Linked DNA regions of Mus musculus: regions 1 and 3 are each linked to region 2. Evidence: chromatin loops called from intact Hi-C (ENCODE). Cell type or tissue: gastrocnemius. All regions are shown on one strand.

What was found. A loop is a pair of places that touch in the nucleus more often than their neighbours do. Peaks named below come from ENCODE experiments on the same cell type or tissue, not always from the same donor. Only the 100,000 strongest peaks of a DNase experiment are listed, where the experiment ranks them.
Region 1: a loop joins it to region 2, with 2.3 times the contacts of the local background. A loop is called at or near these places in 5 of 42 quality-filtered maps.
Region 3: a loop joins it to region 2, with 2.1 times the contacts of the local background. A loop is called at or near these places in 4 of 42 quality-filtered maps.

What each region holds. Positions count from the first base shown.
Region 1 is chr15:89,126,374-89,130,373 of GRCm38, forward strand. Hdac10 (histone deacetylase 10) reads right to left here and starts at 2,327. Exons shown (of 20, transcript NM_199198.2): 1 at 2,017-2,327; 2 at 1,812-1,946; 3 at 1,549-1,645; 4 at 1,221-1,318; 5 at 1,013-1,117; 6 at 777-845; 7 at 496-622; 8 at 268-333; 9 at 5-64. The coding sequence starts at 2,075. It overlaps Gm46530 (a long non-coding RNA gene), which reads left to right and starts at 2,166. Exons shown (of 2, transcript XR_001781738.2): 1 at 2,166-2,820. In gastrocnemius, a CTCF peak has its summit at 2,150; DNase peaks (open chromatin) are centred at 2,149 and 2,341; H3K4me3 peaks cover 1,805 bases; H3K27ac peaks cover 2,023 bases.
Region 2 is chr15:89,354,131-89,358,130 of GRCm38, forward strand. It overlaps Lmf2 (lipase maturation factor 2), which reads right to left and starts at 1,529. Exons shown (of 14, transcript NM_178919.4): 1 at 1,226-1,529; 2 at 434-687; 3 at 297-325; 4 at 1-167. The coding sequence starts at 1,319. It overlaps Ncaph2 (non-SMC condensin II complex, subunit H2), which reads left to right and starts at 1,589. Exons shown (of 20, transcript NM_001115132.2): 1 at 1,589-1,813. The coding sequence starts at 1,706. In gastrocnemius, no CTCF peak of the experiment used is centred here; DNase peaks (open chromatin) are centred at 1,586 and 2,438; H3K4me3 peaks cover 2,893 bases; H3K27ac peaks cover 2,215 bases.
Region 3 is chr15:89,528,209-89,532,208 of GRCm38, forward strand. It overlaps Shank3 (SH3 and multiple ankyrin repeat domains 3), which reads left to right. Exons shown (of 22, transcript NM_021423.4): 13 at 3,135-3,210; 14 at 3,418-3,500; 15 at 3,887-4,000. Among named protein-coding and RNA genes, the nearest start is that of Gm15609, 6.5 kb to the left of the region's middle. In gastrocnemius, no CTCF peak of the experiment used is centred here; a DNase peak (open chromatin) is centred at 2,338; H3K27ac peaks cover 114 bases.

The sequences.
Region 1 (4,000 bases), 230 kb before region 2:
TCACCTCAGGGTCCCCGATAGCAGAGTCAAATCCAGCCGACACCAGCACCAACTCAGGATCAAACTATAGGCAGGATCCGGTGGGAAGGAACCAAAGAGAGCAATAGCCCAGGTGAAGGGGAGGTCCCAGTGCTACCCACTCACATAAGGTTAGACTTTCTGAGACACCTTCCCTACTCCCATTCATACACTGGAGTGGCTTTCAACTCTCCAGTCTTCACAGTGGGACTCTGGGTAAGCCTAGGAGGACACCCACCACACAGTCACCTCGAAGGCCAGTGGGAGCAGCACATGCAGAAAGGCAGCCAAATAGTCGGCATTTCCCATCCCAACCTGCAGCAAAAGCAAAGCAGGCATCAGGGGACCAGCCCTGCAAATGAGGACATCACGGTCTTCACCCCTGGGATCCAAAGTCCAGGGAGACTCTTGCAGAATGCCCCAGGAGACATTCACAGGAGACGTAGGCTGGACGGAGGGGGGAGGGGGACTTGGTACCTGGTTCCAGGGCAAATTGACAGTGAAACCTTGGCCCTGCCCTTGGCCAACTGCATCTGCATCAGACTCTGGGAGAAACGGCCAGAAGCTTCCATGCTCATAGCGGTGCCAAGAGAAATAAAGGACACTGTCGACAATTGGCCAGGTCAGAAGTGAGGTCCCTTAGCAACTCCACAGCTTCTCAAAGAACCCTAACTCTTAAGACCCCTAGTCTCACCACTGGAATTTTATCCCCAAAATGGTGAGCGGCAGAGAAGGGCTGTGTCCACACCCCAGCTCACCTGGGGTCATCGTTGAAGATATACTGGATGCCCTGGCCATGGTGGACATCCCAGTCGACAATGAGAATCCTAAATTCGGACAGTACTGGGGATTACTGGAAGTGGCTGCCTTTCCACCTTTAGGCTAGGAGCTCAGCCAGGAGTGGAGGGAGCTGGGTGGGACCTCTTAACCACCAACTCCACCTCTTCCTATTTAGTTTGGGTCCCCCACACTTGCAGGTCAAGCTTGGACACACCTCTGCAGCCCATATTTCTGCTTGGCATGTTTGGCTGCTAGAGCCACATTGTTGAACACACAGAATCCATTGGCAGCTGCCCTCTGACTGTGGTGCCCTGGAGGCCTAGGGTGTAAAAAAAAAAAAAGGAAACACCGGGCATGTCAGAGTCATTCTGTCCCCTCACAGGGTCACACACAGACAGCTAGGGGAGGAAGGTGGTTCTCACCTCACCAGGGCAAGCCCATTGTGCACAGCTCCTGTTAGCACAGCATCGACCAGCTGCAGTGCAGCCCCCGCTGCCAGCCGGGCACAGTGAAAGGTGTCCTGTGAGCCAGAGTGCAATTGAGCCTGGGACCTGACCTGCTTGTCCCAGGTTGCAGGTTTCCCACTGCTGAGCAGACAGGGCTGGGGCATTGGCAAGCAAAACATGGTAGGGTACGGTCATAAAGCATAAACAAGGAGACACTGGCAGGTGAGCAGACTTGGGTGTGAATGCACCTAGGCAGGCATATGGACATAAATCTGGGTGAATGGGCGTGTATGCTGGCTCGCACCGGGTGAAAGTAGACAGCATTGTACTGCTTAGACAGTGCGTGGAGCTCCTCTTTATCCAGGGTCTGGGTCTTCTGCACCAGGGCTATATATTCCGGGCTGCAGATCAGCAGGCGGGCCACCAGCAGGACAGGAAGGAAAGGAGCAGAGATTCCTGGTGGGAGTGCCCACCCAGTAATCCCTTTTAGCCCACACCACGGTGAACCCAAGGGAATGCTAGCGGAGCTATAAAAGGTTCGGGTCCCCAGATCTGTCATAGTCTGACCTGTGCACCAAGCCCAACTCTTCCTCTGATGCCTCACAAGCTGACAAACACAGGCACCTTTCTTCCAGGCCACGCTGCCGCAGGCCATCCAGGGCAGCTGTCAGGCGCTCTGGGCACTCAATTTCGCACTCGGGGCTGGAGCAGACAAGGATCTCAGTGTTCAGGGTTCCCTCCCGGCCCCCTACTTCTGTCAAGACACACTTACTCATCCCAGAGCAGTCGAGTGGCTGTCATGTCCTCGTGGTACACAAGTGCTGTGCCCATAGCTACACCGTGGTCACTTTGATCCGCTCTAACGCAACACGCCCTCTGCCGGCAGGTAATTGCACTGCCCGGTCTCACCTAACTATGCACGTAAACAATCCTCACTCGGGACGAACTGGGTTGTGCACGCTGGACCTGGGCAAGAGGAAACCACCCCAGGCCCAGGTCCGGGCTCAAGCCCGCCCGATTGTCAGAAGAGAACCGCTGGAAACTGAACTAAGCGTGACGCCAAACGCCTAACTTCCGGCTTCCTCTTTTACAGACTCCGGCCCGCCCCTAGGCGAGATTAGGGTGGAGTAGACCAAAAGGCTGAGCTCCCCTGGGATTGCGCGCGCTCTGTGTGTCTTTCTCTCTCTGCCTCTCTTTCTCTCATTGTCTCTTTCTCTTAGGCTGCAACTTCAGTGCCACCGACAACTACGTGTGGCGCGGAGCCTACGACCAGTACCGCCTCCAGTGTCCTTCTTGAAATGGATAGGAAGACAGGGCTGCCTGTCCTCAGGCCATCCATAGCTACAGCCGCAGCTATGCTTCCTTCTTGCCCCCAGCATCCTCCTAGCCTAACCTGGTAGTTTAGGCCACAGAGTCAGAAATGCCAACTGTCAATCACAACCAATTTGCCTGCTCCCGCAGGTGAAAGATGGAGAGGAGAGAAGTGAGCAGGGTGTGTATGTGAGTGCCTGCGGGGGCTGGCCTGGGCTGGATCAAAGCACTGAACTTCCAGAAGGGACTGACAGAAAGGCCACAGGTAAGAAAGAGGCCACTGGAATAGAAGAGTTATATAAGACGCCAGGCCAGCCAGGAAAACTGCAGCACAGTGTGAGGCTAGGAAGGGTAGAGGGTTCTGAGCAAGGAAGGGTGAGGAAGCAGGGAAGGGGGCCTTAGGAAAGGAGGAACAAAGGAGACATGAGCTCAAATACCAGCTAAGACTATACATATATATATATATATATATATATATATATATATATATATATATATGTATGTTTGTATGTATATATGTATATATATATACACACACACAAATAAACACACACAGATATATACACACATATATACATACACATATATACATACATGTATATATACATATATATGTATATACATATATATATATATACACACACACATTTCCATAGTCCAGCCTTGTCTCCAGTTCCGAAATGAGTGTTGGCATTACAGATGCCTCAAGATGGGGGGAAGGGACAAGACACACCCCCAGGATGATGAGGGGAAGGGGGCAAGGCTGCCGCTGACGTCTGTGATAGGAACACATACAACTATCATGTACAGGGGAAACCAAAGAGCCCTGGAGTGGTTAGAAGTAGGTGCCCTCTGCCATACTCAGGAGTTGGGAGTTCAGGCAAGGATTTTGGAGGAGCCCAAAGCTTCTCCATCTTCTAAAAGCCAATTAACTACCCTGGTTTATGTATATTGTGGGGTAGGGCATGAACTGAGCCACACCTCTGTAACTGGGTGAAGTATTTGAAGCCTTGGACCATGGTTATCACAAGGGGATTCAGGCAGTGGAGCCATGGTCATGGCATCTCCTCTGACAAGATTAGACTGGGCAAAGTGTATTTGCCCAGAACTTGTCAAATGAAGGGAATGAAAGACCTCACCCTTATGTCCTGCCCTGTCGCACCTGTCCTTGGGACATGAGGAAGAACATGGACCATCTAACCAGCCCAAGTGTGGTCTCGTGTCTAATGGCTTGCAGATGACAGTATGGGTTCAGGGAGGCTGCCAGGGAAATGCTGGTAGAGAGCTAAGACCTTCCTCACTAGAAGTCTGGACCATTGGAAGACAAATGCTGCAAACTCAGAAAGAAGGAGGCATCCCTCTATCTGGGTCTTAACATCATCTTCCCCACCATCCTCCCTTGCATCAGTCTCCAGACCTCCTGCTCAGACTCTGAGCCTTAAGAG
Region 2 (4,000 bases):
CAGAGGCGAACATGAGTCGAAACAGCAGCCAGCGCACGAGCCAGAATGGGAGGTCTTCATGGGGTAAGGCTCCTGCTAATCTACCCTGGAGAATCTTGTGTTTGGAAGGCCCCCTCAGCGGGGCTACCAGTATAGCTAGGAAGCCAGTCTCCAGCAGCAGGGAATCCCTATAGGGAGGGAAATATCCTAAATTTCCTATTTAGGTTGCTTAATAGGAACCTCCCAGGGTCCTCCCAGGAGAGGCAAACAACCCTGCCCAGTGGCCTCAGGCAGATTGGGCCCCCGGAATCACTCACCACTGGAAATAAAGGAACACTTGGCCCACCTGTAGGGAGAGAAGTGGTCAGGGAGCCACTGTGTGTCTGCTGCATCAGGTGAGGCAGAGAGAGAGGGTGGGTTAGATGAAGGCTGAAGTTTTAAGTGTCTCACTTGCCTGGTAGGCTGATCGGTATGCAACCCAGAGCAGCAGGTAGACGAAGGGGTGTCTCAGAGAGTTCAGGAGCAGGGCGCCCAGGGCTAGCACGGTGCCCAATAAGGTCAGTAAATCCAGACCTTGGGCAGTATCCAGCCCCAGTCTTGGTGCCTCCCACAGCAGCGTTGGTGTTTCCCACAGCTGCTGCCACAGGCCCTTGCCTTGGGGCCGCAGTGTTCTTCGAGCAGGAAGGATGCCCTCTGGGCCATAGAGGCCTGTGGGAGGGTATGTCAGGGCCAAGTCTTAGACATCTTCCCAGTCTAACATGCACATGAACTTAGGCCCCGGAGATGCTCCACCACCAGCTCCTGGCATGCAGATGTCCCAAACCCCCAACTCCAGGTTGTGCTTGCAGATGTTCCCATCCCAGGCAGGGCTTGCTCTGTCTACCAGATGGTCTCTCTCTCTCACGTTGGAAATTGTTGACCCCCAACACCAGGTTCAGAAGACCTGATTCTGGGTCAGCACCTTCTGTCAATTAGAGCGCATCCCTCTCTTACCTGCCCACAGAGTCCAGGTAGAAATCTGCCACCCACTCCCCTCGGGGTTTTTCCCTAAGCCTAGATGAGACTACTAATAGTTAAGGGAAATCGACCCTTGTGCTTCTTTTTCCTCCACTTTTGTTGCCCGCAAACTACCACCCCTTAATCCCGCGCAGAGAGAGGCCTGGACTTTACACCCGCCTCAGAGGGCAGTGAAGGAAGGGATGCTACCACGTCCACGTGTGACGATTCAACCCCTCCGCGCCCTCACCTGGGATCTGGGTGTAGAGGGACGCAAAGGCGAACAAGTAGACAGCGGCCACACCCTGTAGGAAAAGCTGCTGTGGGACCCGGGAGCTCGCCATGTCCGCTACGCGGTCTTGCCGAAGTAGTGCCCTCTAGTCTCCTAGCTGCCCCCAGCCCGGCCTCTGGCCCACGCCGCAGCCGGAATCCGTCAGTCCGGTCGGGTCACTGAGCTCCACCCAGTGCCAAAGAACTCACCGCTAACCACCTAGAAACTTAGTCTCCTCCGCTCCTCCAGGCCCCCCCCCTAGACACGGAGCCCCGCCCCCGGTGTAGGCCCCGCCCCCGTCGGGCCCGCTTCTTTACTTCTTCGAAACTGGGCCCGCCTGACGTCATACGTGTGCGCGCAGTGCCCTGGCTACGTACTTCCGGGGCGGGAGCACCAAAATGGCGCCAGAACCAGTAGCGGGTTGAGCCATGGTTCCGGGCTTCTAGTCCCGTTCTAGACATGGAGGATGTGGAGGTGCGCTTTGCTCACCTCTTGCAGCCCATCCGGGATCTCACTAAGAACTGGGAGGTGGACGTGGCGGCACAGCTGGGCGAGTATCTGGAGGAGGTGAGGGCGGCGGGGGAATGGCATCGGCCTGGGCGCTCAGGCTGCATTGCCACCCCCCGCCTCCGGGTCTGTAGCCGTCTGGTGTGTCATCCGCAGTCTTGTTTCTTTCCTCACCCCCCTTCAAAATCCAGCCTGCCTCTCGAAACTTTCAGCTAGATTCTCCCGGAGCTGTCCTTTTCAGGCCTCTGTCGGTTAGCGAGCTGTGAAGTCGATTTGGTTGGATGATAATCATTTTTCTCCAACAAGTACATTATTTCCGTTTTCTTTGGGGGAATACAATACATTAAGAAGCAAACTTTTTGTTTTCCCCTTTTGGGGGCGGATTTAACCTGGGGCTTTGGACAGGTTTGGCAGGCACTCTACCACCGAGCTTTTTTTTGGAACCTGTTTTTCTTCTTGAGCCAGGCGCCAAGGCAGGTCTTAAACCCGAAGTCTTCTGTCCCAGTCTCCCGATTATTTGCAACTACCAATCAACCCTACCATACCAGGACTCTTACAGTAATGGAGAGAGATCTGGTTCCCGAAGGAAAAGGGATTTTGTATCTTAGACCTCAAGCCCCGCCCACACGATCTTCCCGCAGTGCGACGCACCCATACCCCAGGCTCTTAATTTGAACCAGTTTTGTCCAGAAGGATCCGCCCCCTCCCCCATCCTGTTGGTGGCCCAGCCCCTCGCCGTAATCTAGCCTATCAGCATTCCATTCCTCCGTTTTGTTTTTTTTTAAGTTCAGGTCTATTCAGTCACTGTCTGCTCCGTTTCTGCACGTTCACACTTTGGCTCAACACAATCGGATCCCACTACTGAATAGTTACAGGTCTCAACTCGAACTGTAGTGGTCTTCGTATTTAAAAATAAAAGAGACGCTCGAAGTGCCCTGTTGGGGAGATTTCTCGGTCTGACAGCTTCCTTTTTGAAACAGTGCTCTTAGGATTTCTATTTGACTGCTTCTGTTTTCTTTCTTAAGTGTCGAGCTTCTTGGGGTGGAGTCTTCTTTCCCTTAAAAATAGAAAATCTTACTTGTGTGATTTTTTTTTTTTTTAAATACAAGTTTTCAACTCCATGTGGTGGGATACACCCATACCGATCTTCCTTGTGAGCTGTCCCAGATTTGTTTGTTCTAGCCACTCCCTTGGCATGTGCTGGGATGTTACTCGAGCTCTTGGATGTTATTTAAAGTGGAGCTTTTGGGTTGTGGTTCAAATTCTAGTCCTCTATTTTGGTAGTGTTTCACTGTTTAACTAAAGGTGAAAATTAAGAGATGTGATAAGGCCTCATGTCTCACACCAAGTTTACCAATGAATTGTGTCAGTTATATTGCAAGAATATACTTCCTTCCCCACTATATCTGGTCTAGGTGTATTAAACCTAGATATTTAAAACCTTCTCATCCAGGCTCTTAGATTGGACACCATCCAGTCTGAAGAATTAAAACTGGAGACAGGGATGGGGGCGCAGGGACCTGGAAAGCTGCCTCATCAATTCAGAGCACTGACTATTCTTTCAGAGGACCCAGGTTCAGTTCTAAGCACCCACAGGACAGATCGCAGCTGTCTGTAATCCCAGTTCCTGGGGATCCAGTGCCTTCATCAGGCCTCCACTGGCACCAAACATACAGGTGGTACACAGATATGGATACAGGCAAAACACCTACATCATTTTTTGTTTTTAGAAAATTTAAATCAGGGCTAGAGAGATGACTGGATAAGAGCACTTGCTGCTCTCGTAGAGGACCTGGGTTCAGTTCTCAGAACCAAAAAAAAAAAAAAAAAAAAAAGTAGCTCACAATGGCCTGTAACTCTACTTCCAGAGGTCCCAGGGCCATTTTTGGATCCATGAACCCCTGCAAGCACATGGTGCACACACATTAGTGCAAGCACACACACATCTTAGGAAAAAAAAAGTTATAACCAGGCCTCAACATTGCATAGTTGTTTGCTTGCTGGTTTGTGGTCTGTCTTTACCCTACAGTATAAATTCTAGAAGGGTAGAGATTCGTATATGCTTTCTTATTCTTTGTAGAATGTCTGACACAGTAGGTGCAGGATAAATGCTTATTAAATGAACATGTATTTTTTTTTAAAAGACTTATTTATTTATTATATCTAAGTACACTGTCGCTGTCTTCAGACACCCCAGAAGAGGGCGTCAGATCCCATGATGGATGGTTGTGAGCCACCTTGTGGTTG
Region 3 (4,000 bases), 170 kb after region 2:
TCCTGGTCTTTACCTGAGCAAAGAGTCTGGCCTCCAGCAGCGCTCTAGCAGGAATTGAGGAATGCAGCTAGTGCACACATCTCAAGGCCTGACATAACCTCCCATCCTGTTTGCCTTCCTCTTTCCACTCGGAGAGAATGTTCCATTTGGGAGCCAGTGCTGGGCACATTCCTTTCAGCTGGCTTTCCTGTGTGTGATTAATAAAACGAGCACACGAATCTGTGTTATATAATAAATAGTTTGTCTGGTTGATAACAATTTAAAAAAAAAAAGAAAACAAGATGCTTTGAAATAGGACCTGACCAGGGCGAGGCTGCTTAACTCTGCATAGCTCCTAGGGTTAAGATCTGGGGAGGGCAGGGCAGAGAGGTGAGTTGGGATGAGCTAAGGCCATGCTAGTGTGAGAGCGGTGGAACCGGAGGCTTCCTGTCCACCGCTGGGTTCCCAGGCCTGGATCAGCTAGCGTAGTGTATCTGTGACCGGGTCAGCCTGAAGAAGGATGTGCGTGGGGTAAGGAGGGATTGAGGAGGGCCGCACACGTGCTGGCGAGGCTTCATCTGCACTGGTCTCGGGACTGGGTGGCAGGTGTACATTTGTCTCTTAGAGTGGGACAGACGGGAAGGGGTAAGCAAGCGAGTCGATGGGGCCCGAACGAGGCTGTTAGAACCTCGTCAAACAGGCTACTAGAGCCCTGTGGCCTCCCGACGTGACGGTTCCTACTGTGGAGAGAGAGAGGTTCAGATGTGACTGATGGGTTAACTTATCGAGAGTCTCGCACAAAGCAAGAGGGACCTGAAGTCTGGACTGGGACTTTTCTTGATAGCCGTGTCATCTGATGGGAAGGTGCTCTAACCATTGCTCCACCCTGTCTCTTCCACCTGCCTTTTAACTCACCTGCTCCTCCTTCTGTCCACCTACTTATCCAGCAGCCCACCCAGCTTCCCTTTTCCACTCATAGATCCCATCCATCCATCCACCCGTCCATCCATCCATCCATCCATCCGTCCATCCACCCGTCCATCCATCCGTCCATCTATCCCCTCATGGACCTGTATATCCTTCGGCTCATCCGATATTCCCTCAAACCTTCAGCATCCCGCCCATTCATCTATGCATTTACTTTTTTGGGTTATGTTCCTTCTCTTCCTACATTCATCCGTTTGCCCACGCATCCCCCATGCACACACTCACCTAGCCAGTTGTGTGCCTTCTGTTACGTACCAGATGCTCTGCTGGGCACTGGGACCACAGGAGTCATGACATCTGGTCTTTCGCTTTCAAGGATCTCGTCGTTGCTGAGAAGACAGGCCATAAAAGAGCTGTATCTTTCTGCTGGGTATGGTGGCCTCGTGCCTGTAAGCCTAGCGTTCAGAACACTGAGACAGATAATCCTAAACTCAAGGCTCAGACTGTATGCAGTGATACTTTTCTCAAAACAAAACAAAACAAAACACAAAAAAAAACCCCCCAAAACTGGGGGTGGTGGTGGTGAATAAAATATGGAGTGTAAAATAAATAAATAAATTTTAAAAAAGGAAAAATAAAAATAAAAAACAAAAACAAAAACAAAAAAACAAAACCCAAAAAAAGCCCCAAACCAAAAAACAATTCAAAGTCGTGACGGGTACTGTAGGACTCTGGTACCCAGCACCCACCTGAATCTCTATGACTCCCACTCCAGGGGATTCAGCTCCCCCATCAGGCCTGTGAATGCACTGGGCATACACGTGGTACACATATATACGTGTAGGGAAACACAGGAAGTAAAAACCAAAATCTTTTAAAAACTCAAAACAGTACGGAACCCAACTTAAAAAAAAAAATCACAGGTTCCTCCTGTTGTCTGTCTGTCTGTCTGTCTGTCTGTCTGTCTGTCTCTCTTTTAAATCCCCGTGCCTCCCTCTCCTCTTGCTGGCAGACTCCACACAGTTCCTGCCTGCTCCAGATTAATGCCTTTGCTGTGGTCTTTGCCTTGCCTGCCTCACCCCCAGAAGCCCTGCACCCTCACATCTACAGGCGGCTCCCCTGACGGTCGGGGTCTCTGCTCAGCTCTTCTTTCTGATGAGGCTGTTGCTATCCCTAGACTCGTCCCCCTTTTCCTGCTTGCTTTTCTCCTGTTAGCTGGCGTTTTGTATTCATTGCTTGTTGATTCCATGTCTCAGAATGGCTTATTAACCCCTTAAAGGCGGAGACTTTGCTCTGTTCTAAAATAAACAGTGCCTGGTCGGTAAATGACTGTTGAAGTAAAAAGTAAGAAGGGCTATGCTATGGCAAGAGAGGGTGAAGGAGGGGAGAGATGCTGAGGAATGAAATTGAAAACTGTGGTGGCGCCATCTTGAGGCCATCTGTGGTACTGCAAGTGCTGCTAGAGGAGCCATTCTGAAGCTTCAAGGGTCTAGTTGTAGATTTGAACCTTCTTCAGGAAATCTACAAGGCTAAGTGAGATTCAGCAAGAGGTATGTCCTGGCCAGGTCCACAGTGTTCACGAAGGACTTTGAGATCAAAGGACAGATATGTATATAGTCCTGTGGAATACAGTCAGGGCAGGGGACTGAACACTTTATAATCCTTTTTCTTCTTTCCTTGAATTTGTGCTGTTGTGAGGAAATCGGTGGACACCTTGGGATGCTTCCTTCCTGGTGCACACATAGGCTGGTAGCACAGCACACACATGTGTGTGAGCTCAACCCCTGTGCACACAAACACATGTTTGTTACTAGATCCTGAGCTCATGGACGGAGAGCAGCCATGGCTCTCGTTTGACACACATAAGCACCAACCCAGCATTTATACCTGACTGTGAAGCACACATTCATGTACTCTCATCTCTGAGGCTTGCAGACGGGACCATGCTGGCCTTGTATGGTGTCTAGATGCATGCTAAGTAAGGAGAGATGAGCACCATTGGTTTCCCCTTGGCTCTAACTCCCAGAGGCCAGAATTCTATGTATGGTTATCTGAGCTCTACTCCCTTAGGACTTTAGGCCCCTGGGTCTTAGGATTTGCCCCCACCCCCATCCCCACTCACATCGAGGCCCAGAGAGTGTGGGGGCAGAGACTGATCAGCGCAGTTGGGGGAAATTCAGCTAGGTGGAGGGTCACGACTGTTTCTTAGCCTTTGATGCTCCCCGCAGAAACCAGAGAGGACCGGACGAAGCGTCTCTTCCGCCACTACACTGTGGGTTCCTATGACAGCCTCACTTCACACAGGTACTGGCAGGGGTGTGGACACGCAGGGACAGTAGCAGGGCCTAGGGTGTCCAGTGAAAGGGGGAAGTCAGGGTATGGGGAGTGGGTGGCTAGCTTCCTCTGCCTTTGTCATTCTGTGTGGTCTGGTGTGTATGGGACCCTGTGGGTTCAGCCTGACTGCCAGGCTCCCTGCAGACCTCCCAGCTCAACCTTGCTTTCCTTTGCCAGCGATTATGTCATCGATGATAAGGTGGCTATCCTGCAGAAAAGGGACCATGAGGGGTTTGGCTTTGTTCTCCGGGGAGCCAAAGGTAAAGGGTGTGAATTTGGGGGGTATCGCATTGCTGTCAATGTCTTCTGTGGCCTGCCTCTGCCCCTTTTCCCCTTTTAAAGCCCTCTGCTTCCCCCCCACCCCCCGTGGTTATATGTCTTGGTTTGGAACATACTGGGGTACAAGACAGTGGATCCCTCTCCTTTTAGCCTTTCATTTCCTTGTGGGGATCTCTGCTCCTGGTGAAACAGAGATCTTTTTGCTGAGGGTAAATGTGGAAGTTCACAGAGGGATGTACAGTCATTTGGATATCCCTACCTGCTGCCTCTCCCACCCCATTGCTATGCCTTAGTAGTCAGGTGGCTTCTTGGGGCTCCCCGACATGATCTATGCTTGTGAATGCCTTTTATCTTGCTCTCCCTGCAGCAGAGACCCCCATTGAGGAGTTTACACCCACACCTGCCTTCCCTGCACTCCAATACCTTGAGTCTGTAGATGTGGAAGGTGTGGCCTGGAGGGCTGGACTTCGAACTGGGGACT